Regions from separate parts of the Mus musculus genome. Here region 1 is linked to region 2. The links are chromatin loops, found by intact Hi-C in ENCODE. Cell type or tissue: gastrocnemius. All regions are shown on one strand. Links, peaks and the distances in the headings refer to the core of each region. The heading gives the core; the rest is flanking DNA.

Region 1 (11,904 bases), core at 2,487-10,486, 520 kb after region 2:
TGCTGCTAAAACATAATTTCTAAGTAGCTGTGAGCCTGACTGATGTTGTATTCTCCAACTGGAAGTACAGAGTTAACTGTAGTAATTTATCTTTATGAAGGAAGGCCACACCAAAGACACCAGGGGAGTGAGACCTCAATCACAGACAACCCATAGAATACCACGACCATTCAAACATCCACGTGTCCTGCCTCTTGGTGTCTAGATTGTTTTCCCATGTTCCTTAAAGTTTGTATTCAACAGCACATAGCTTCACTGCTGACACCCAGTATTGAGCTGGGACATCTTCACAGTGACAGACAATGAGTGGACACATTAGAGAGCTTGGGTGGCTTACAGAAGCAGCAACTGGTTCTGAGCAGTAGGGCGGGGCAGCAGCAAAGGCAGGAGTTAAGTTGGATACTGGAAGTTGTCCCAACCTCAGTCCTCAAGGGGACCAAACACAGAAAGGACACCTGAAAGAGCTTTATCAATTGTTCAGAGATTTTTCTTTATCTCCAGGAGCTCCTCCCATTACTACATAGTTAAAGTCAAATAGTCCAGACATCTAATGATTTGCTCAGGCTTTTAAAATTTCTTGTTATGATAATACCTTTCTCTTGAAGTCTTACATAGCTCCCCTTTACAAACCAGTTTGATTGGAATAAGTAGCACATTTCTTTAGACTTGGTCTCATCTTACCTGTGCATCTCTCTCCATCCTTGATAAATCTCCTCTTAATCTTACCTTTCTATATTCTTTACCTAAAATCAAAGGCATGCCTACCTACAGGGTATTATTGTCCACAAGCAATGCTTTTCTTATCATCGTTGAATATAGCCACAAGTTTTGTGTACTTTTTTTTTTTTACCCTGAAGCATCTTTCTTCCCCCCCACCCCCGAAAACTCAGACTCTTTGAATTTCCCTGAGAGAGGCCATTAATACTCAGTACACATAAGTTGATCTTTCAGATGAAAACCAAGCCAGTCTTTCTATTATGGTGATCAGAATGACCTAGGCATATTCTGTAGGATGTTTTGTCTGTCTGTGTGTGTGTGTGTGTGTGTGTGTGTGTGTGTGTGTGTGTGTGTGTGTGTGTGTATTAGGATTCTGCATCATGGAAAGGAACATAGTCATTTGAATTCTCTCCTGCCCTCACATGGTCCTCAAATGTAGGAAAGCTCTCAGGCAGCCAAGGTATTGTTAACCTTGTCATTTACCCAAAGTGATAAGTACTTTCATTTTTAAACTGGCTCCTGTCAGCTGGTATTTAGAATGAGAGAAGTCTACTGTTGCCTCTCAATCAAAAGAAACACGTTAATAAGAGATTACCCAATGCCTGTTGTCCATTCTGAAGCAACGAGATATAGAAGAATGTGTGCCCCACAAAGAATACGAAGGCAGAATTCACTTAGGCGATCCTGCCAGCTCCCTGGTGGTTAATGAATGGCAGCAAGACTCTGCAGTGTTTTCAGTTGGAATGGGCATTGTTCTCATTTGTGCTTTACCTTATAAACTTTTAACTGCTTCCAGGACGATCATGGTTGATTTGGCACACCCGCTTCCACTCTGCTCAGGCTCATATGAGTGATGCTATCGGACTGCCTGACACTAGAACAGTGTTGTTATTGCAAGCTTATTATGGGCTCAATTATTAACTTATTTTCTTTGGCCTTTTACTGAGGAGAGGAAAATCCACTTTCCTTCAACATTCACTTAATATACACGGTGCAAAAACAATGAGGCCAAAAGCTCCGAGTGTAGAGAACGGCAAGCTCCCTCGGCTCCCCCCACTTTGTAGAATATGTTTGCCTCCACTGTCAGGTAATTTGTTAATTTCTCCTCCACTACAAGGATTTCTGTCCACGTTCCCTATGCTTTCTTTTGATGTTAAAGTTATTATTGGCTTTGGGCATTTGCTTTGCTTTGCTTTTAAGTCAAATCCTACTTTTATACCAAAGTTGTACTCTGCTGTTTTAAGATGAATGCCAGCTGGCAGTACCCAGGGACCAGCTTTGAGTGCAGCGTGCGAGCTGACCCTGGAGGATGCTATCTGCCTGATAAGTTGCTTCCTTTACCCTAAGATGAAACTGCCTCGGACATAGTTTGCTGTTTGATATTTGCATGAGAAAAACAGTCCCACCTCCCTTCCTGTCTATAATGCTCAGACCATGATGGTGGCACAATACATACAGGAGCCTTTCACTGGGAATCACAGACACTGTGCCTTGAAAATGGTGACCTAAAGTATTATGCCATATTAAATTGAAAGTCACCTGCTACATCACGTGTACATTTTTAATAATCAATGTTTGCATCATCTTTCATTCAGGAAGAGCTGAAAACATAAAGCACTCAGGAGATTCTAGCTCTTTCTGGTACAAAGCCAGAAAGGTGGTCATCAGCAGGTTTCACAAGCCACCAAGGAGAACTTGGTGGTCAAGGGCATAAGAAATGCCTCCAACTTGGAAGGACACCATCCAGAGATGATCTTTAGCTTCTTTGTAATGAGACTGTGGCACTTTTGCCAAAGCTTCAGAGAAGACTTGGAATGTTCAATTGGTTTACATAGGATTAAAAAAAAAGTCAATATGTGTAAGCCCTTTCCTTACACAGGCACCTTCCTTGTGGGCCCTGTGGGGGAGATCCTGAGACATTAGTTCAGATATTGGTGCAGGCTTCTACACTGGGTAAACAGCTCTAAAGGCACACTAAGTGGCTCTTCAGCTCTTTTCTTTTTATAGAAACTAAACCCGAAATCAAATTTGTCTTCTTTAATTCATTAAATTATATTTGGCTGTTTTCTCATAGTATTAATAATGAGTTGAGAATGCATAGAAGAAAAAAAAAACTTCAATGATGTTTTCTACTGGATGTTTTTAAAAGAGGGAAACCCCACTTTGTCTCGTGTGTGTGTGTGTGTGTGTGTGTGTGTGTGTGTGTGTGTGTGTGTGTGTATTAATGCAATTATTTATTTTAGGCACATGGATTGACCTCAGGGCTTCATACATGCCAGGCAAGCTTGAGGACACAAGGCTACCTCTATCCATTCCAATCCCCTATGTCTTGATTTTTCTCTGTGGCTATAAAGATAGATGCAGAACACCTTCTGTTTGGAGAAACTAAAGGGTGTATGGCTTATGCAAGGCTTAACCATGATAAAGCTAACATTCTGTTGGGAGGGCTTATTTCCTGGCTGCCCATGTCTGTCTTCCAAAGATGCTTCTCTGCCTCCCTGTAAAATTAGACTCAGAATGTACACTGGGATCTTTTTATCCAGAGGTCAAAAGCTTGACTTCACTATAGCTTTCTTGAGTTAGGGTTTCTCACATTGCTCTAGGGGTAGATGAGGGGTCTAGGCTGTGCTTCTTGGGATGGTCAAGTGTATATACATATGGTGTATGAGCCCAGGCTGTCTCTGCAGCACCAAGACTGAGAGCTATGTTCCCACCAAATGTTGACTCTGTTTAGACATGGACACTGTCACTCAGACTCCCTCCCAGCCACTTCCAAATACACAAGTTCCACTTGGCTTTCCCTGCTCCTGCGTGGTCCTTTGAATGAAGCTATAGAAGAATAAAGCACTCCAGCCAAACATTAGGAGTTGGAGGAGGGAGAAATCAACTGACAGCTTGAAAGGGGAAAAAAACAGTGATAGTCTGAAAAAGCTGATTTTTCATATAGATTCTGCAGGGAGTATATTTCTCTATTATTTCAATTATTAGAACTTCCTGAATAGGTTGCAGGTCACTCATAATTCACACTTCTGTCATTTTTAAACATGCCAAGTGCAGAATATTATGCATAAATAAAACTTCCAGTGCTTTACCAGAGACATAAACGGAAAACCATAACAATGAGGCCTTGTTCATCTTTTAAAGAGTAAATGGTTTATTTTGTTTCTTTTTTTCTCCTGGACACCGGTTTACCTTCTAAGTCAATAGTACAAACATAACACTTTGAGGTGACCCAAGTGTGGTAGATTATCAGCAAAGCTGTTCTGAAAGATTCTTAAATTTTCTCTTCTGCAGAATAATGAATAAGAACGTAGTTTTACCTTTTGTAAGGGCAAATGGAAATATCGTTATCTTGATGGCAGATTTGGTTGGACAGAGGCCTTGACAAAATTGAATTAGTCTGAGAGCCTTCTGTGGACTCTTAACTCTTCTCAGAATGCTTTTGAGCATCTCTACCCTCTGTGGTGTGGCCTTCTTGAGCTAAAGAAACTGAAGGAACTAAGCATCCAATGACATGTACTTAATGTTAATTCTCATTTTATTTTTATATAAGATATATATATATATGTATGTATGTATATATATATATATATAAAAAACATAATATATAATTAATTGTGGCCTATATCAAGCACAATTAGAGTTAATCTGGTCATTACACATTAACAATTAATGCATATGATTGTTAATAGTTTATGTAAAATTTTAAATTCATTGAAAATATGAACTTTGCTTATTAGATGTCACATGTAAAGTACATAATATGTCTTAGTAAAAATTATTTATGTGTAATACTGAGTGACAGTTGATCTCTAGAATCTTAGAATTGGCTGACTTCTGTCCATACCACTGCTATTTTTAAAAAATTCTTTGTATTGTCTTGTGGACTTGCTTTTTTGCATTAGAATTGGTTTCAGAGTTTGCTTAAAATATATTAATTATAATAACTATATCTATAGTAAGTGATGCCCATTTACAAGTATACTTATGCTTAAGCAATAAATGTCACTAATAATGAAGGAGAACAATGTTGACTATTTTTCATCTTGTTTTTCAATTATGTAAACAATTAAGGATTCTTTTTGAAGAGTCATCAATTTTGCTAGTGAGAGGAAATACAATGAGAGTTGGTGATAAAAGACTATGGCAAAGTCAGTTAGTAAAATAAGTGCTATAGACCCTTAGTTTTTTAAGTTGAAGAATTCAGAAGTCCAAGATATCAGTCATGCTTTTTGGAAAAGAAAAAAAAAAACCAGTCTATCCGTATGCTAGAAAAATTAAATTTTTATGTTATGAAAAAGTTTAACTGTATGGAAAACTCAGTCATTTTCTTAATATCTATTTCTGAATTTTAGTATCATGTATCAAATTTAGATTTCTAGAGAGATCAATGAGTTTGAGATATGTAATAATTCGATTGAGTTTGAGATATTCAATAACACAATTATTATATTAGAATTTCCATGTTCCTGTCTCCCAAACTGCAAGAACCATTCTTCTGCCTTTCCACTATGTGCTGGGATTACCTTTCATTTTAGCATAGTCTTTATGAGTGAGTGAGAGAGAGAGAGAGAGAGAGAGAGAGAGAGAGAGAGAGAGAGAGAGAGAGAAACAACTTTTGTCTTGGTTGAAACTTCTTTCTGAATACTTAATATTTCTGTACTTGTATTGAATTCATCACAAACCCTAGGACATTTTAATTTTGGATCCAGTTAAGTTTTTCCACACAACTACAATGGGGAAGGAGAACTGTTAACTCTTTTATGGAATTTAGCAGACAAATCAACTCCCATTTTTTTCCACAGCACAAACCCCAGAAAAGTAGTGTATTTTCTTCTGCTGCATAACTCAGATGACACAGGGTTTACAGGCTTGCAGTGCAGCCAAGTCTCTGGGGATGCCCTGGTCTTAAAGGCGGGCTGTCTATAGCATCCACACCGGTAAGCGCCTGCACACACCACTCCTGACGCTGTCAGTTTCTTATTTACCACAAGATGTTTTTATAACTCGAAAGGAGAGACATAGCATTTCCTGAGAATAGAGACACAGCATTTCCTGAAGGAGGAGGTTCATTCAGGGTTGTCTCCCATCGTTTTCCCATGTAATTCAGTTTGAGGGGAAACAAAAAAAAAAAAAAAAAAAAAAAAGGAAAAGAAAAGCCATTTTGTCTTGTATTATAGGACTTCTCTCACATGTCAAAAGCTTGATAGTATATTTCTATTGTCGTAGGCATATCTGGGCTCAAGTATTTGAATTATACTTTGGTGCCATTCTAATTAGAAAAGGCCATGGAGTTTGAATGTGGGTCTTCTAAGATCCCAGGGAATGGCAGACAGCAAGGACCACAGGGGCAGAAACACCTTGAGTGGAAGACCGGACCCTCGAGGGTGTGGAGGGTGCGACTTCGAGGCACATTCTTATTGCTGCATGGGGAAGCATGCCCAGAATTTGCCCTCGTTATGACTGGCGCTTGCCAGTTCTTTTCAAACCCCAGTTTCATGAGCACCATAAAAATTCAGTTAAAATAGAAAAGAACACCCTGAAGTTAAAATCCACTCTGCTTTGCCTTGCCTTTCATGGCCTGGAATGTCACCTTTTACCTCCAGTAAATAAAGCCAACGTCAACACTCTTCCATGTCTTTTATATTTTATGCACTCAATATTCTTCACATGACAATCTGGACACTTAAAGGGTAATTACAGGAGTGATCTATGTCCCGGCAAAGAGAATTGTCTTCATAATATATAGTTGCAGTGTATCTATCATTTTCTTTTGTTCCTTGGACTGCTCACATTGGATTGAGTAAATCTAAAATGGAATTAAAAGAGACATGATTAATAGAGGACTGGAAAGAAATCATGATATCATAATACTTTCTTAAAGTGGCCTGACATGTGTGTCTGGGAAGCGTTCCTCAGCCAATACAATCCTTCTCTTTGACCGTCTTGCTGTGCTTTGTCTTTTTAACCTCACTGTTTCTGAGAAGCGACTGAAAAGTCCGAATGTGTCACGATTCAAATGTTAGCATGCTGTTGGAAAGGAAGCTAATAAGTTAAACGTGTAAGAGATGCCAGGACAGAGGTGATTCAAACTGCTGAGAGAAGCCATTGTTTTCTAAGGGGAAATGGACTCAAGAAGGAAGCGGGGTACTTACCCATGTTTAACTCAAAGGTGTAAGGAGGAAGGCACACGGGCACAGTGATATTATCTTCATCTGTTAACTTCATGAGCAGGATTCTCTCCTCTGCCTGTGAGGCCCTGGAGAGTGATGGGTAGGCTCTGGGTACAAGGTGACCATGTTCTGCTTTGCGTTTCCCTTTAAAATAGAAACTTCAGTAGAAGAATCCTGTTCTATAATAGTCTAGATTTCACTTTTAGACAAATAAAAGAATCTCAGGTTGTATTACAGCAGTGTTCAGCACTCTTTTCTGATGGCCAATATAGAGGAAGTTAAGTTAGCTTAACTACTAATGAATAAAGAAAGCTTCATTTTAACATGGAAGAGACTAAGCAGAAAATATTATTCATTGAATATACCTAAATTTCACATAATTCTGTGCTCTGGTCTTTTTATAGAAACACATACACACCACCACCACCACCACCACTACCACCACTACCACCACCATCACTACCAACTGGAGTTTAGAGCCACCTACTGGAAGAAAGAGGCGCATACTTCTCTGAAGCCCTCTAGCATTTCAAAGGATACACAAATAGTTAAATATAAAAATAGAGGAATATTTCCATTTATCTTATAAGCCAGTTTACACAGATTTCCTCAGTTTGAAACAACCAAACAGTCCTGGTTAGCAGACACAGAGCCAGTCCAAAGCTGGTCTTAAATGAACAAACATTTTCTTCAGGTTATTCTTCCAATTTCTTGGTTGCAGTTGTCTTCCCTATTGTTTTATATATATTTTTTTCCTCCTACATTTGTCCTGGTGTTCAGAATAATAGGGATGGAGTGCAGTCTTGTTTATTTAAGGTTTAGCTAGTAGAAGTATTGGTGTGTGGTAACAGGAAAATAGAATACAGGTTACCATGAGCAAGATGAAAGTGTGAGAAAAGACATAGGGCCGATGCACACTGATGGTTCACAGGGCTAAAAGTTTTAGTGTTTACGAGGTGCAGTATAGCTTCTCTTTTATCCCCCCCCCCCAAACCTCCACTTGATTATAGAGTTGTTATTTAATAAATAACCTCCGGATAAGACAAATGATTGATAGCATTCTGGTGGTAAGGTAAATACATATCTTGAAGATATCTGTGATTAAATGTGTCATTTATCCGTGATAAAAGTCCGGAGCCTAAACACACAGGAGGTCACGGCTTCTCTGTCACTGAGCTCTTAGGAAAGGTAGGTAGTAGATCTTGGATATTTCAGATTATGATTCTTCACACAGCTTCCCCAACCCACTAGTAGCAGATTTATTAAGTCTTTCCTGTCTGTCTTGCCTTATCGAGAAAGCCAGGGCAAAAGAACCCAAATCAGCAGCCAGATCACAGAGTGAACAGGAGGCACAGTGCTTGCATGTGGGAGCTGCAATCGGGAGCTGGGGCACAAGGTCAGGGACTAGGTAGGGGATCACCTTTTGCATCGGTGGAAGCAGAGAGTGGTGTTTGGGAAAAATGATTCTGTTCTTCAGAGACCATAGCTGTTGAGTTTGCTACGATCCATCAGCCATTCCCTTTGGAGTCTGTTGTAGAGAAAGGATCCTTTGCTAAGCAGGGGCCCCTCCGGGTTAGCTAGGGCACTGCCGGACAGGACAGCCAGGAGTGTTAAGCTTTGCAAAGACGTGGCCTGCTAGGTGCTTTGAGGAATTCAAGGATGGAAAAGTTCTTTTCTAAACATATGTAGATTATAGGTAACACAGCAAACTCACATTATGAAATTTTGTGTGTATACTAGCTAGGATTTGGAAATGTCTTGTAAACTCCTTGAGAGATTTTTTTTTTCCAACAAGGAGATTATTTTCTTCTCTTAGTTAATAAAACAGAAATTACCATTTCCTTTGGTAAAAATAAAAATAAAGGGGAATATGTTTATGAAAATAGGAGAAAATTTAAAGCTGCCCTGGTGCATCCTGCCTTTTGTTAACGTTTGCTCATGTCTGTCTTTCCTGCCACCTGTGCCTGCTCTTTGAAGATATTCTACCGAGTAGTCGCAGACATTGCGCCTGGGGAAGAGCTCTTGCTGTTCATGAAGAGTGAAGAGGACCCGCACGAACCCATGGCGCCTGACATCCACGGTGAGTGCTGAGTGCCAGGCGCAGTGGTTTCAAGAGCAGCATGTCTAAGAGGGTCCTTCGCACCTGTGGTTTCTTCCTTTACTTCCTTGGCTGCACAGTGCCATTTTGGCAGACATGTTTATCTCAGAATGGATATTTTCTGGAGTTGACATGTGGCTACATTGATGGAGAAAGCAGTTAGCTGAGGTCTAAGCTGAAGTATACATAATGAAAAACCTGAAAGCTTGATCAAGAGCATCACTTTAAGTTTGGTTACAATTCCCTCTGTAAGAATCTTTCCACTCTTTCTAAAGAGTTTGTTGTTTAGTGCGTGAGTGTTCTGGCTGCATGGCTGTATGCGCACAATGTACACGCAGTGCCTACAGAAGCCAGAAGGGGGCGTCAGATCCCATTAGCTTGAGTGATACACGATTTTGAACCACCATGTGGGTGCTAGAAATTGAGCCCAGGTCCTCTGCAAGAGCATCAGGTGCTTTTAACGACCGAACATCTTTCCAGCCTTCTCTTTTCACTTCTTGAGAGTCACCATAAGTAGCCAGGCTTGGATCTTTCTTCAAATACCAACTGTCTCTCCCATGTGTATTTCTATTACTGGCAAAGTGTCTCTGTGAGAGCAAAATCTTGATTGCTTGTGTGTCATGGAGGTGAGTTGTTTTCTTTTCCTTCCAGTTCCTGTCTCCTAATATAATGTGATTTGGTTCAACACTGTATGTTGAACCAAAAATACTTGAGTTAGAGGCCAGTCTCCAGTGACTCGAGGGAGACCTTTTGCTTTCAAACCTAGTTATTTTAACTCAAGTGGTATCCCCTGTAGTTGGGCTCCATTTTGTTTGTTTGTAAAGTATTATGGTGATTTGGGAATGTCTTTGGGGCATGTGTTTCCCTTTTGGAAGTCTGACATTGAAATTGCTTTTAGAAATATAGACTTCCCGGTCAACCTGGTAAAGTTTGAGCCTGAATGGGGAGTCTGGCCTTTCTTAGACAGTACAGCATGCTTCATGCTACGGGCTCCTCTGGTGTCCCATGTCATCTGTACATGGTCATTGAGTTCTAGGTGTTTCAGGTCCAAATAGAAGTGCTCATTCCACTCTTAAGTGTTTTAAGATACTCATTAAAGCATAAAGTATTCTTGGGGCTAGAGAGATAGTTTACCTTGTAAGTTTGTAGGCCTGAGTTTGATCTCCAGAACCCATCTAACAAAATCCAAGAGTGGTAGCAGGTAGTCCCAGTGCTTATGAGGTGGAAACGTGTGGCTTTGGGACATTGACTGGCTTGCCTAGCTAACCTAATGAGTTCCAGGGCAGGCATACACACACACGCACACACGCACACGCACACGCACACGCACACGCACACGCACACGCACACGCGCACGCGCAGGCGCAGGCGCACGCACACGCGCACGCGCAGGCGCACGCGCACGCGCACGCGCACATGCACACTCATCCTTGAACCATTAGCTGTATGTTGTTTCAATGTATCAGGCTGTTCTGAAACATATAACCAAATACTGAATGTTTAAGTGGTTATTTGGATTTTTTACTTCTAGACAAAATAAATTTAAAGCATATGCATTCTTTATGCAGGATATAGTGCATTTTGCATATATTATCCTATTTAACCTTTTACATGCAGATTAAAATTTCTGAGTGAGGAATTTCACAGATGGAGAAACTGAGGCTAAGGCAATGTAGGTTATCTAGGAAGACCACATGGCTAGCATGTAGAGTTGGCCTCCAGGGTAGTGCCCTTGCTGTCTAATATTGGGCTTTTTCTATGCATTTTAAAGCCTGGAAGTTTTCTTTCTTTATGGGCTCCTGATTGAGATTGGAAGCCAAGATCTTGAATGTATAAGACAGTGTTATAACTGTAGGAAAAAGTTTCTTTGGTTGCTCCTGTTGAGATTTCTGTCTCTAAGGCAGAGGAGATTGATTGAAGAGTAACCCACCCTTGTAACTGGGCATCCAATCAGATGTCTCTAAGGCATAAGAGATTGATTGAAGAGTAACCCACCCTTGTAACTGGGCATCCAATCAGATGTCTCTATGGCAGAAGAGATTGATTGTAGAGTACACCCAACCTTGTAACTGGGCGTCCAATCAGATGATGCTACCTGAGCCCTTTGCCATTGGACCCTTGTAACCTTGTTAATGGTGTCATTTAAGCTAAATCCATGTCCCAGTGGATTATGGTAGCAGGCTCTTGGTAGTTTTCCTCTTAGATCTGCCCCACTGCAGATGGGTGAATTCTTCTACAAAGCAAACCTGAACACATCCCAGCTCCCAACTTCCAGTGATGTTCTGTTCCTTTCTTAACATGACCATCCATGCCCTTCTGTCCCTTCACTTCCTTCCTTCCTTCCATGTGCCTTAAATCCCTGGCATACTTGGCTACAGGCTTACCCCTCTGTGAGTCACGTGTGTGAGTCCCTCTAGCCATCCCACCTGGCTGAGTGTTACCCATGAAAGCCCTTTGTGAGTCAGTTTCTCCAGCTTAGCTGAGTTATGCAGTTCCCCATTGCTCCCGTGTGTTCATTTGTCTTGGCATTGCAGCTATACATGTGCCTCTGAGTTCCTGCACACGCATTCTCTAGCAAAGCATATGGCAACTCAGTAGGCAATTACAATGTTTTCCCCCAAACACTTAGTCAATTAATAACTGAAGAATAACGTCTTCCTTGGTTATGGGTCTACAAAACAGTCTGTGTGTCATGGTGTTACTATGGGTGTTTTTAGGCATCACGAGGTATACACAATACCTCTTGGGTCATACCTGTGGACTTTTGTGTGGGTTCTCAGCCATTGAGTAGAAAGAGTAGGAACAGTGCTCTTTCTAACCAACTTCATTAAGCTCATTGTATTTTCAACTATTACCGTCTATGTACTCTACTGATTTAAAGTATAAATTCATGTTTGCTATCTAACAAAGCTATGC
Region 2 (11,904 bases), core at 2,095-10,094:
ATGACTAAGAAGAAAATTCAGCATATTCCTAATCAGAGAAAAGAAAGCCATCAAAGCTGAAAGGGAGGCAGGATTCAAAGAGGAGATGGCTGAGTATCTGTTGACATTCTTTCAAAACGAAAAGTCCTTACATTTCTAAAGTACAACTTCTAAGCAACATGTGGGCTATAATTCGGTTCAAGAAGTGTTAGATACAAATATTCCCAATATGAATTTATATGTCCACGAAGAGAAATCACACAGGCATAGACAAGACCACCTTAGAAAGCAAATATTACACAGGAAAATGATTGTTGCTTCTGCTTTAAAGGACTACCGCCACAAGATACTGGAGCCCGTGATGTTTATCTTGGATTTCAGTAGACAGTTAAACTGGGTGTGATCGGACAATCTGTAATCCACTGGATATGTCTTCTTGGTCTTTCTAAGGCACATATCTGGTGACACCATTCCCTACTCAGAGTTGTCAAGACTCCTTAGTTTTTGTTTTTTTTTTAACTTATTTTTTTTAAAGATTTATTTATTATTATATCTAAGTACACTGTAGCTATCTTCAGATGCACCAGAAGAGGGCGTCAGATCTCTTTACAGATGGTTGTGAACTCAGGACCTTTGGAAGAGCAGTCGGTGCTCTTAACCACTGAGCCATCTCTCCAGCCCCCTCCTTAGTTTTTTCAAGACAAATCCATAAATGCTTTTGTCATAATACATGCCCAGCACATATCCTGAAACTTATTTCTTCTACAGTCACTTCCTGAATACTGTAACTAAGGCAGATTTATTTATTTTTAAAAGTTTATATATATATGTGAGAGTTTTGCCTCTCTATATGCCTATGAACCTCCTGTAATGCATATGTGGTTTCCATGGAGGACAGAAGAGAATGTCAGATCTCCTGAAGTAGGAGTTAAAGACAGTTGTGAGCTGGGAATCAAACTTGGGTCCTCTTCAAGAGCACCAAGTGTTCTTAATTATTGAGCCACCTCGTTAATCTCGTTAACCTTTACATTAAGATTCCTTATGCTTTTGCTGTGTACCTGATCGTTTTCCCTACCTCTTCCTATTTCCCGATATTGAGTATCTGAAACTTAAAAGGCAAGATTTGGGGTTTGCATCTTACGAATAGCTGGCAGGCTTTGAATATTTTTTTTTTTTTTACTTTTTTTTTTTCTTCCCCAGACAGGCTATTGTGGGTTTCCAGGCCAGATAAAGGATGGTAGAGCATTGCCTATACCTTGGACATCTCTCAGAGCATACTAGGGTGGGGTCACTCCCTACCCAAATCAGGCTTGGGCATGCTCAACTCTACAGAGACAAAGGCCACCTGCCATGATAAAGCCAGCTAGGCTTTTGTTTCTCTGCCAGAGAACTGGATTCTGAGAAACCATGTGACCAGCAGTCTGTTACTCTAGTTGATACACTTGGAAGGCCCCTGCCCCCTATTGCAGCACCCCTTCCCTTATCTTTATTCCCCCCCCCCCAAAAAAAAACCCTGTCTGTTTCAATAAACAAGCTGTCCCCAGAAACAGTCTTCCTGGTCATTCAACCCTTTGTATTCACTGTTTTGAGAAACCCGGCTCCCCAGCTCCTCCTCATCCTGAGACACAGGTACACAACGGCCAATCTGGGGTGGAGGACCCACAGAATATCACAGTGTAACACAGTCTGGCCTCAGTCTTGAGCTTCTCCTGTCTCAGAGTCCCAGACTTCTGGAATTGCAGGGCATGGACCACTTTACCCAACCTTTGACTACACTGAGTAGGAGAATTATGCCTTCAGAAACGACTCCTAGGGAGCAGGCCCTGCCCCTTCCTTGTGCAGCACAGTAGAGCTGGCTCTGGTGTTTGGCCACCAGACAGCCTACACTGAGAGTGTGAGAGCAGGAGAGCTGTCTCAGCCCCTTGACTGCTGCAGCACTCTGGAGAGCAGGCCCTACCCTTCACCTGGGCAGTACTAGAGAGCTGGCCCAGGTAGCATGAGTGTGGAAGAACTGCATCCCATAGTGTGAGCATGGGAGAGCTTTCAGGCTGACCAATTCAGCTATTACCCAGCCCAGCTACCATCCAGGACTTTGAGTTGGCCCTCTGCAAAATCTACCTCATCTACGAACTGCTGGAGTTAGTGAAAGGGCTGATTCTACAGAACCCAAACTGCAAGATCTTGAAGACACAGGGCATCAACAGGAGATCTGAGAGGAGTCCCAGAGAGGATTCAGTGTTAGCAGAATATGTAGCAGAATATGTAGCAGAATATGTAGCAGAAGCCAGAGGCCTACAACCAGACCAACAACTCACTTCAATGAACATTTGCAAGAAAAGAACAATTGTTTAGACAAAAGGGTATTTACTGTGTGACAGAGCATGAAACATGACAGTTTCCATGGTGAGCCTGGGAGGGGGCATTGTTTGATTTCCAGTTCTGTTTTCTTTTGGGAGGAGGTTGTAAGGGCAGAAGACAGATATGGAGGGCTGGGGGGATGAGTTGGGTTAAGGTTCATGTGGTAAACTCACAAAGAATCAATAAAAAGTTAAAAAAAAATAATAAAAGAGACAATGTCCCCCAGGATGTGTAGGGAAGACTAGAAAAAGATGCTTAGAGCCAGTGCTCCAGGCTGAGTGCTCCCAGGCATGGCTAGTGAGGCACTGGGTGGCTCATTAAGTCAGATGAAGAAGGTTGCATGCCAATTCAGTCTTAGAGCTTTTGCACGCAAATATAAACATCTCAGTAGGGCATCATCACAACCAAACAGAGACATCTGAACACTGTTCATTATCTTGGCTTCATTGGGCCACATTCAGAAGTAAACTGTTTCTAAGATGCCCATGAACGTCCAATACCAGAGCTCCAGCCCTATTCCAGACAGCTAAGGGAATCCTAGGGATGACTGGGATGGCACCACTTTTTGCCTGCAGACTATTATTTTTATGTGGATGCATACCCAGGCTACTCTTAAAATAACCATTTAATCCTTCTACAAAACAGAACATTCTTCCCAAGGTCTGCTTGGTTTTTTGTTTGTTTGTTTGTTTGTTTGTTTGTTTGTTAGTTTTCTGGTTGCTTCATTTTGAGACAGGGTTTCATCGTGTAGTCCCCGGCAGCTTGCGCTTGCTTCTGTCCTACCTCAGTCTCTCCACTGCTGAGACAGATTACAGGATTGCGCTCTCATGCCTGACTTCTTCTCAGTTTTAAGAAGTATTTTTCAAAAGCACTGATAGAGATGATTTTCACAGTTACACCTAGTGATGATCATTGAGATCATTGTGTTCTCTGGAACAAAGCCCAGTAGCAGTTGGGCCTCTTGCCCATGAGAACCTACAAAGAACTCAAAGTGGATAGATCAGTCCGTCAATCCTACTGTTTCTTCTGTGTGCAACTGACTCTCTGTAGAAATTGCTGCTTTCCCAATCTCAGAGCTGTGGTGTTCTTCTTGACCTTAATCTTTGAAAAGATTATGAAATGTTTGAAATGGGACATGTATCACCATTTAAAAAAATAAAATGTTACCTCAATAGCTATTTTTTCCAAGGAAAGTGAGTATAAATCAAATTTTTGTAAGTCAAATCCTATTTTTTAATGTCCTGGAGGACTCATTATTTAATAAAACAGCACAGAGCAAATAACCATATTGTGATTTGGCTTTTATAAGCCCAGGCACACCTGTGTCACACTGTCATGGTTTTAGGACGCTCTGACTCTATAGAGGAATTTGAAGGTTGCCAGCTCTGCCTTGGACTCAGTTCAAGAGAATTAAGTTATTGAGTACTGAGACTCTTGCTACAAGGCACTCTTGTTCATAACTGTCTCAGCATGGATTCTGTAGAAAGTGCTTTTAAAAAAATGTGGAAATCTACTATAAGTTTTAAAGGACATTAAGCAAATTAATATGTTTTGGTTATGTGTGATAACATTCTCATGTTAACCACAACCATGTATCTGAGTAAATAATAATAAAGTGCTCTATGTTAAAAAATACAACACATCTTTTATTTACTGCCAGTGAACTAACCTGAATAATTTTATGTATTGAAAGTAAAGACAACAGCCAGACTCATGGAGAGTTAGAATGAAAAGGGCTAGAGAAACAAAGCAGAATTTTTAAAAGGATGAAAGAAAAAAGAACTTACTTTGCTAAAAATCACTTTCTGTTGAAATTACTTTGTGGCTTTCAACTCACAGGCAGAGAATGGGGTAACCTAGAAACATTAGACTGATTCAAATACCCTCTCTGGTTGGGTTGTGAGGAAAGACTCTTTTTTTTTTTGTGAGGCCAGAGCAGAAGAGAAGCATCTTTCAGTTCCTTTCCTCTTCTCGCCATGTGGTTTGGGTTCTCCTGGGTTCTGCTGTGTCAGCCTGTCTGGAAGATGGTCTGGAGCTTCTTTGTATCGAATATTGACAGTAGCTTGGTATTAGGGACTGATTTGTCAGTTCTCGTGCACACAGCATTTTTTGAGAGTATGTAACCCAAACCCACGCACACACTGGTGCCCATTCAAGCTGCAATGTTAAAGTGAAGATCCAGTTACAGCAATTTCATATACATCAAACCCTTGGGTTCTGCTGTGTGAAGAGACAGCCCGCTGACCAAAGAAAAAATATCCCATTACAGCTGTGAATGAGAAGACAGAGCCCAAGACCACACACACACACACACACACACTCACACACACTCACACACACACACACTCACACACACTCACACACACACTCATACACACACTCACACACACACTCACTCACACACTCACTCACACACACACACACACACACACACACACACACACACACGGGGAGGGGGCACGTTGAGGAGGGGAGACAGAAAGAGAGACAGAGAGGGATCCTTGTCATTATTCTAACTTTCAAAACAGAGTTTAGAGCAAGTCTCTTTTACAAAGTAAAATCCATACGTAGTGTTCTGTATATTATTTTTAACCCCCACAATATTCGTGCAAGATGTACATAATTATTCAACCATACAAAGAAGAAACTCAGTTGTTTGCCTGAATTCACACAGTTGGTTAAAATGGGATACTATATTTGAAACTTCGTTGGATCAACTCTTTAAGATATTAAAATCTGCCGAGTGTGGTGGTCATCACCTTTATCTCTGTATTTAGGAGGCAGAGGCAGGGGGATTTCTGTAAGTTCTGGGCCAGTCAAATGTTTGACTTTGTTTCTTTTTTTAAAAAATCTTAAGAATTGATCTTGCTGGATGAGGATTTATCTCATGTACAGTGCCCATAAAATCTGAATATGGCTATCTCTTAGCAACAGCAGACATGGCTATGCAGGAGAGAAATATGCTCATGCTTCAGATGAAAATTTCAAAATTCAATCTAAGATGCCGCCTTCAGGATGTCCACAGCGAAGAAGGGAATGAGTAAACAAAAACTGTAAGAGCAGGGAGGAATAAAAGGCAGAGACTTGGAAAGCAACGGAGGGAGAATGGGGGAAGGGCTGCCCATCCTTTTGGGGGATCCGGGAAACCTTTAGGTCTTAGAGGCGTTTGGCTTCTAAGATCCAAAGGCAACAAAACTGGGAGACGGGTTTCAACAAAGGACAGAGAAGGTGTAGGTTTTAAGTGAGTAGAATCAGACACTACCCTTTTCGCGACTAAGGCAGGAAACAGGGATTCAGCTGCTGAGGTGATTTAACAAGACAGAAATCTTGGCCAGATACTTTCAAGAGTGGTGTTTCCCAAAAGTGCACTATTTCGGTGAATCGTCTGGGAAAATGTCTTTTCGAGTTGGTCGGTCTAACCCGGCCCTGAGGTTTTGAGCTTCTAATAGTGGTAATGGTCCAAGTAATGGTGGGCTTCTAGGAGCATCCGCGCAACCTGCAAGTGAGCTCAGAAACGCAGAGTGCTTGAGCCTCACCTCAGACTTCCTGGATCCGAATCTGCATGTTAACAAGATCCCCAGGTGATTCGTGCGCACATTAAACTTTGGCAACATTCTTCGAGACGATTCTTTGTTCAATGCAAAGATCTAAAGAGGGCCTCTGGCATTGCACGCCAGCAGTCTGGCTTCTTTCTGGGGCTCCATATCCCCCAGGACTTAAAGATTTGTGCCCGAGTAGCAGCTCCTCCAGATCTTAAGCCGGTAGCAGCGCCGGGAGTTGTTCTCGTCTTAATCCTCCTCGCTGGGTTCCTTCCCACCCTAACTCGCTTCCCTGGGGCGCCCCAGCTGTGTCCCACCCCCAGCCTAGGCAGCTACTGTGCACAGCTGGAGCCCTCCATGGCTGGAGCTTCCGAGCTGCGGCGGCGGAGAGAGCCAGGCGGGGGCGCCGCAGACTAGGCTGTGCGGGAGGAGACCGCGCCCGGCGCCGGGAGCCCAGAGAGGGCCTCCAGAGAGACGCGCGGGGGAGCGCGAGCTCCGCGTGGGCTGCCAACCCGAGCAGCCTCCGCGCCACCCTGGCGCGGTCGGGTACCGCGTGAGTCGCGGATCACACCGTGGAGGCGGCGTGTATTACCTCCATCCGTGGCCCTTCGTACAGGAGCTTCCAGCCTCGAGGGCCAGTTGTCAGCGGACTAACTCTGAGAAAGAACCCGTTATCATTCCGAGCTGGCTGGGGAGCCTGGGAGGTTCGGATTGATGCAGTGACGATTTAAAACCAGCATCGCGCTTCCCTACAAGCCCGCACCTTTTTTTTTTTTTTTTTTTTTTTTTTTTTTGGCTTCTGGGAGCAGGTGGATGTTGCAGGGAGAAGGAACAGGGTCAGTTTGCCAAGAAAACTGGGCTCAAAAGCGCTATTTACAAAAGGGTGACATTTACAATGTGGAGGAGGTGGCTGGCCAGCGGAGGCCAGCCGCTGATCGAACCTTATGTGCTTGCTTTTGACCGGCCTGCAGCTTTACGCGATTACGGCTGCGCTGCAGAGCAAGGATTTCGTAGGAAGAGGAGACTATAAGTCGCGGGGTCTGCATGCAGCTGGGAGGGACGACCTTGCATCCCCCTCGCCGCTGGCCAGATGCACGGTACGCGAAAGCCTAGCAGGCGCCCCGGCTCTCGCCTTGCAGCGGTGCGAAGCGCGGATTTCCCCGCCAGTAGCTTCGTATTCAAGGCCAAGCCGGACTGGCGATTGAGAGTTAACACCTTTTCGTATAACGGGCTGAGGCAGGGGATACGAGTCTCAGCCCTTGCCGAAACCCACGAAAGTGTGCGTTTCTCGTTTCTCGTTCGGAGGATGTCAAACAGAATTGGGAGTCTGAACATTTCCAAAAGCTTCCGTGTGTTCTGTCTCGAGACCCATCGGATTTGTTCAAACTTTCGCGAGTGTGTGAATGTACGCGTGTCTCCACCCTCTCCTTCTCCCCTCCACCCCCACCCCGCCCTTGCCGGCCGAAGTCGTCCTATATAGCGATGATAAATATCCCTGTTGATCACTTGATTGATTACCTCCCTGAAAGGTCACGCGGGCTCGCAGTAATTTCCTTTTGCCTAAGGCTCCCTTTTCACTTTTACTCCAGTACGACAGCTCCGAATGCACGGGATCTTTATTTTTGATTTTAACCCCTAAATGCAACCCCTCCCGAAAACAATGCAGACAAGAAAAATCGAATAAAATCAACTCGAGACCTTTCTGTACACTCTCAGCCTCCCTCCTGGTCTTTACTGCTTTCTTCTTTCTGGTCGCCTCCACCCCCTCCTACTCCGGCCCCCTCTCCCCAGCTCCAATGTATTCTGGATACTGTTTAATAGATGAGTGTCTTGCAAGTAAACTCAGGCGTCCCTTGGGTCTGCATTTCATGTCTGTGACGCTCTCCCTTTCTCTCCTGTGGACTGAAAATTCGGATTTAAACCACCAGACAAGCTATTAATTTAGCTAGGCTACCCAGGGTCCTGAACCCAATTAATTTCTAATAATTATAGCCCAAGGGGGCTAGATAGATCTCCCTGCCTCTTTCTTTTATTGCCACACCACGCCACCGAGGTCAGCGTATAATAATAAAGTGTATATTTTGAAAGCGATCCCCAGAACGAGAGAGTTATTGCAATGAATGAAAATTGTTTCCATTTTGGCTAATTGAACCCCTGGCCGAAAGCTGGACTCTGAGACTAAATAAAGAGAACTGTTTCATTTCAACATGAAGAGACTCCTGCCTACCTCTGGTCACCCAGCGAGAGTTTAATTTCTTAACAGCCAACCTGAAACTCAGCGTTGGGTAAACAGTATTAATAATTACATTACAATGATTAAATTAATCTTTCTGGTAGCCAGGCAAATGTAGGTTTCGATTCAATAGCATGTAGAGTTCACTGCACAAAGACAATAGGCCAAGAAATACCTCCATAAAGAATTCAAACTTTCTTCTAAAGGTACTGTGGGGTTGGCTCAATTATAGTGCCAGGAAAGGAAAAAAAAACATTTCCGGTTCCTTGCTGTTTCTAGCATTAATTAAAGACACAGTTGGAAAGAGGAATACTGACCTGCCTCTTCCTTTTCAATAGTTTGTCTTCCTTTCCACTCCTACCTCTATCTCCCCATTTCTGCTCAAAGAAAGGAAGAAAGGAAGGACGGGGGTGGGGCGGGGAAACAACACACATGTGCACACACACACACATCCCAAACAAACCCAAACAGTTATTAAGCTCATGAATTTTTCCAAGTTGTCACCACTTCCAGAATGCCAGTTTCCATAGAAGGAAAGGCAAGAAAAACTTGTCCTAAGTCTGTCCTAAGTCTGTCCTAAGTCTGTCCCCCAGGAAACGAATTCGAGCAGAAGGAAAGGCGCGTGTGGGGACAGAGAAAGCAGCTTCAACTTCACCAGTTTGTCAGCCCCCCCCCCCTTTTCCTGGACTGCTTAGATCTGTGGTCAGAGGTGTTAGCAACTCCAGAGGTGGCAACAGAAAGTCACCTGCTGTGATCTCACGCCTGGGACTGGGGACAGGTGGACTTGACAGGGAATGAGAATCCGCTGGGGCAGCCGCAGGGAACCACCTCATAGCCGGCGGTGAAGGTCCACAGCCATCTGAGGGCATTCGCTCCATCAGGTTGAGCACACTTGAACTATCAACATAGCTTTTTAATTACTGCACACTTAGGGCAGGAAACAAGAGACAGTGAAAGAAAAGAATGAGAGAAAGAGAAAGAAAAGAAATTAGCTTCGAAGTTGAAAAAAAATATTATGACTCCTTTGATTTAGTTAATTTACTTTTTTATGTTTTGAAGAAAGGTGACACGTCTTTTCATACTGATTCGGCCTGAGGACACAAAAGACTGTATTTGCTACTGCAGTTACAAGAAGCCGGATTCAACCACTTCTGCTGAAATTTTAGAAAGACCTTTGTAAAAGACCAGTTCACTGAAAGATGAGGACGGGGACTTTAAACGCCAGAAGGAGTGGGTACCCCAGCCACCTACCACTGCCCTAATATCCCAACTTTCTGTAAAAGTTTAAAAGACAGATCTTTGCATCTGGTGATTTGGAGACTGTTGATTCGGTTCTGTCTTTCGCCCTTTACTGAAACCACCCTACCCTACAGTCAGCCACAAGATTTATTCTTTCAAAGCGCAAATAAGTCCAGAGTCCAAGTGGGTCTTGTTCTTAATCTCGGAGTTTGGCAACATGGTCCCTTCCTTTCTTAAAAACTTCCACCAGATCCAACTCAGGTATTGGCAGACTCCTTGGGGGCTAGGCGAACGGAACTGGGGAAGTGAGAAGGGTGGATGGGGAGGTGAGAAAGGAGGGTGGCTGCTTCCCACATCTATGTTTTGCTTTTATTCTCCACAGGGTGGCCAGCAAAATGAAATCTTCCACCTTGAATTTTCTTTCTAAGATACTCTGCTGTCTCCAGGTGCCAGGCCCTGGAGAATTCCACTTTCTGGGGATGGGGGCGGGGGGCAAACAATTCTAGGTGCTGAGAGCTGGGATCCTCTTGGGTTGTCCCCTGTGTTCTGGCCCAAGTAATGCTCCTCACAAAGTCTCTTACAGACGAGAAGCTGCTGTATGAAGCCCTTGTTTGTTCGCCTAGAACTTTTCCCTAAAGAATCTGACCTCTGCAAAACTCTAGAACCTCACACCCCCTTTCCTAGGAGAACATTTGCTGGTCAGAAGGAGGTCGCTCCTAAACAGAGTAGCTAGTAGATTTTGGGGAAGATTTTTAGAGTAGTAGACCTGTATCCATACAAGCAGTAGTAGCTTTGCACATATTAAAAGTACCAACACACACACACACATACACCTGCATGCAGTAGGCCACTAGAGCTCTAGTAGGTCTTGTAAAATCCCAGGTGCCTCTGTGGGGGAGGGGAGATGGAGATGGCAGGATTCCCTGGGATTCATGTGTGTGTGGGCTCCAGCATTTTCTCCTCTGGAAGCTGTTTTCACTCCGGTTCTCTGCCATTTCCTCCTTTACTTCCCCTGTCTCTCCCTCATATTTCAAGGTTACACATCTGTCTCCCTTGGGAGCTGTAGCTTGGTTCTCTAGGGACCTGTATCTTATGTCTGAATGCTCCTGGAATTACACAGCTCTGGGGAGGGAAAGGTGGTGGGTATTCTTAGATGAGGTAGGTCCTGTAAGCTTGGCCACCGAAGCCCCTGGGAATTGAACCTAGATATTCGCTCTCTCACAACCGCAGTCTGAGCTCAAACTAAATGAATACCAACAGGTGCAACTGAGTTCCCAACAACCCTGCTCGTCCTTGCTCTCTCAGAGGAGAGACCAGGACTTTCCTGCTTCTTCCGACTTGAGTTTTAGGATGGTAGCAGCACCGCACGGAAAAGATGGCAATTTTCTTTTATGGTGTCTGGCAGGATTTGCAGCAGATATTAATGGAGACATAAATAGCACGTGGAAGGTATTGAACACAACTGTTTAATGCAAGAAGGTTGTACTAAGAAAAATCCATACTGAGTTGGGAGTGATTCATACCTTGAACACACCTAACCCCTTGCGCCTTCATTTCTGCCTGCACACTTCATTAGTAAATTCTGTAATTAGGCACATTTCAACAATGTACGTTTTGTATTTTCTAGGTATGCGTATGGAATTTCCCCCCTTCCTCCTTCTGGTGACCCCAGAGGTTGTAGGTTTCAGTGAGTGAGTGGAAATGGCAGGCGGGCTGGGTAGCAGCAGGAGGCCGGAAGGTGCCGGCCGACCTTAGGCAAGGCAGGAGGTCTTGGATGTCAAATGTTCAGCCCGGCGGGACCTGGGCATCAAGGGCGATTGTTGCTACTTGATGGAAACAGACTACTGAAATGTTCCTAGGATGGCAGCTACCGTTGGTATTACAGCTAAAATCGAGAACCGGTTATTCATCCAAAGCGGAAGCCCCAGGAACTTCAGAAGGAGAGAGCGGCAGCAAGGGCAGAGCTCTGAAGTTCAAGATGCTTCTCGCCTTCTGATAACACGTTCACGGTCCAGTCCTCAGCCTAGTTCTTGTGTAGACGGAAAGATTTATCCTAAAGTTTTTTTTCCCTCCTCCGCTCGGTTCCCCTACAGACAATGTAATTTATGGTGGAGAAAACATTAATAATAATTATAATGCAGGCTTATTGACTCCCACACAGACATAGTCCTCTGCCCCACGAATCAATTCTCTGTCCAAGACTTTTCATTTCTTTTCTTTTTCTTTCTTTCTTTTTATTTTTTTTCCCGTTTGGGCGAAGTGTCTGCTCCCCTCCAGCTCCCCGCGCTCGCTCCCCGCCCCCTGCCGCCCTCCCCGTAGCTCCCTTTCTCCGCCTCCTCGGCGATTGCCATCTGACAAGATCTCCAAATCAAAGTGATAAATCGCTCCAAACTTTTTTTGGCGGCGCTGAGATGTTGGAGGGGCGTCTAACGCGCATGTGCGAAGGTGTCCAAACTGACAATGCTAGAGATAGCGAGTGTGGATTGAGAGAAAGAGAGAGAGGGAGGGAGAGAGAGTGAAAGACCGAGTGTGTGCGTGTGTGTGCGTGTGTGAGAC

The links. A loop is a pair of places that touch in the nucleus more often than their neighbours do. Peaks named below come from ENCODE experiments on the same cell type or tissue, not always from the same donor. Only the 100,000 strongest peaks of a DNase experiment are listed, where the experiment ranks them.
Region 1: it touches region 2 in a loop (4-fold over the local background); 8 of 42 quality-filtered maps call a loop at or near these places.

Annotation. Positions count from the first base shown.
Region 1 is chr3:29,994,712-30,006,615 of GRCm38, reverse strand. Mecom (MDS1 and EVI1 complex locus) reads left to right here. Exons shown (of 16, transcript NM_001370769.2): 4 at 8,868-8,970. Gm52621 (a long non-coding RNA gene) reads right to left here and starts at 10,323. Exons shown (of 3, transcript XR_003954598.1): 1 at 10,123-10,323; 2 at 6,873-7,034; 3 at 6,369-6,526. In gastrocnemius, for the core only: CTCF peaks have their summits at 7,409 (motif pointing left) and 9,317 (motif pointing right); no DNase peak of the experiment used is centred there; H3K27ac peaks cover 1,015 bases.
Region 2 is chr3:30,509,609-30,521,512 of GRCm38, reverse strand. It overlaps Mecom (MDS1 and EVI1 complex locus), which reads left to right and starts at 11,754. Exons shown (of 16, transcript NM_001370769.2): 1 at 11,754-11,904. In gastrocnemius, for the core only: a CTCF peak has its summit at 6,284 (motif pointing right); DNase peaks (open chromatin) are centred at 6,294, 6,973, 7,337 and 8,860; H3K4me3 peaks cover 2,408 bases; H3K27ac peaks cover 1,393 bases.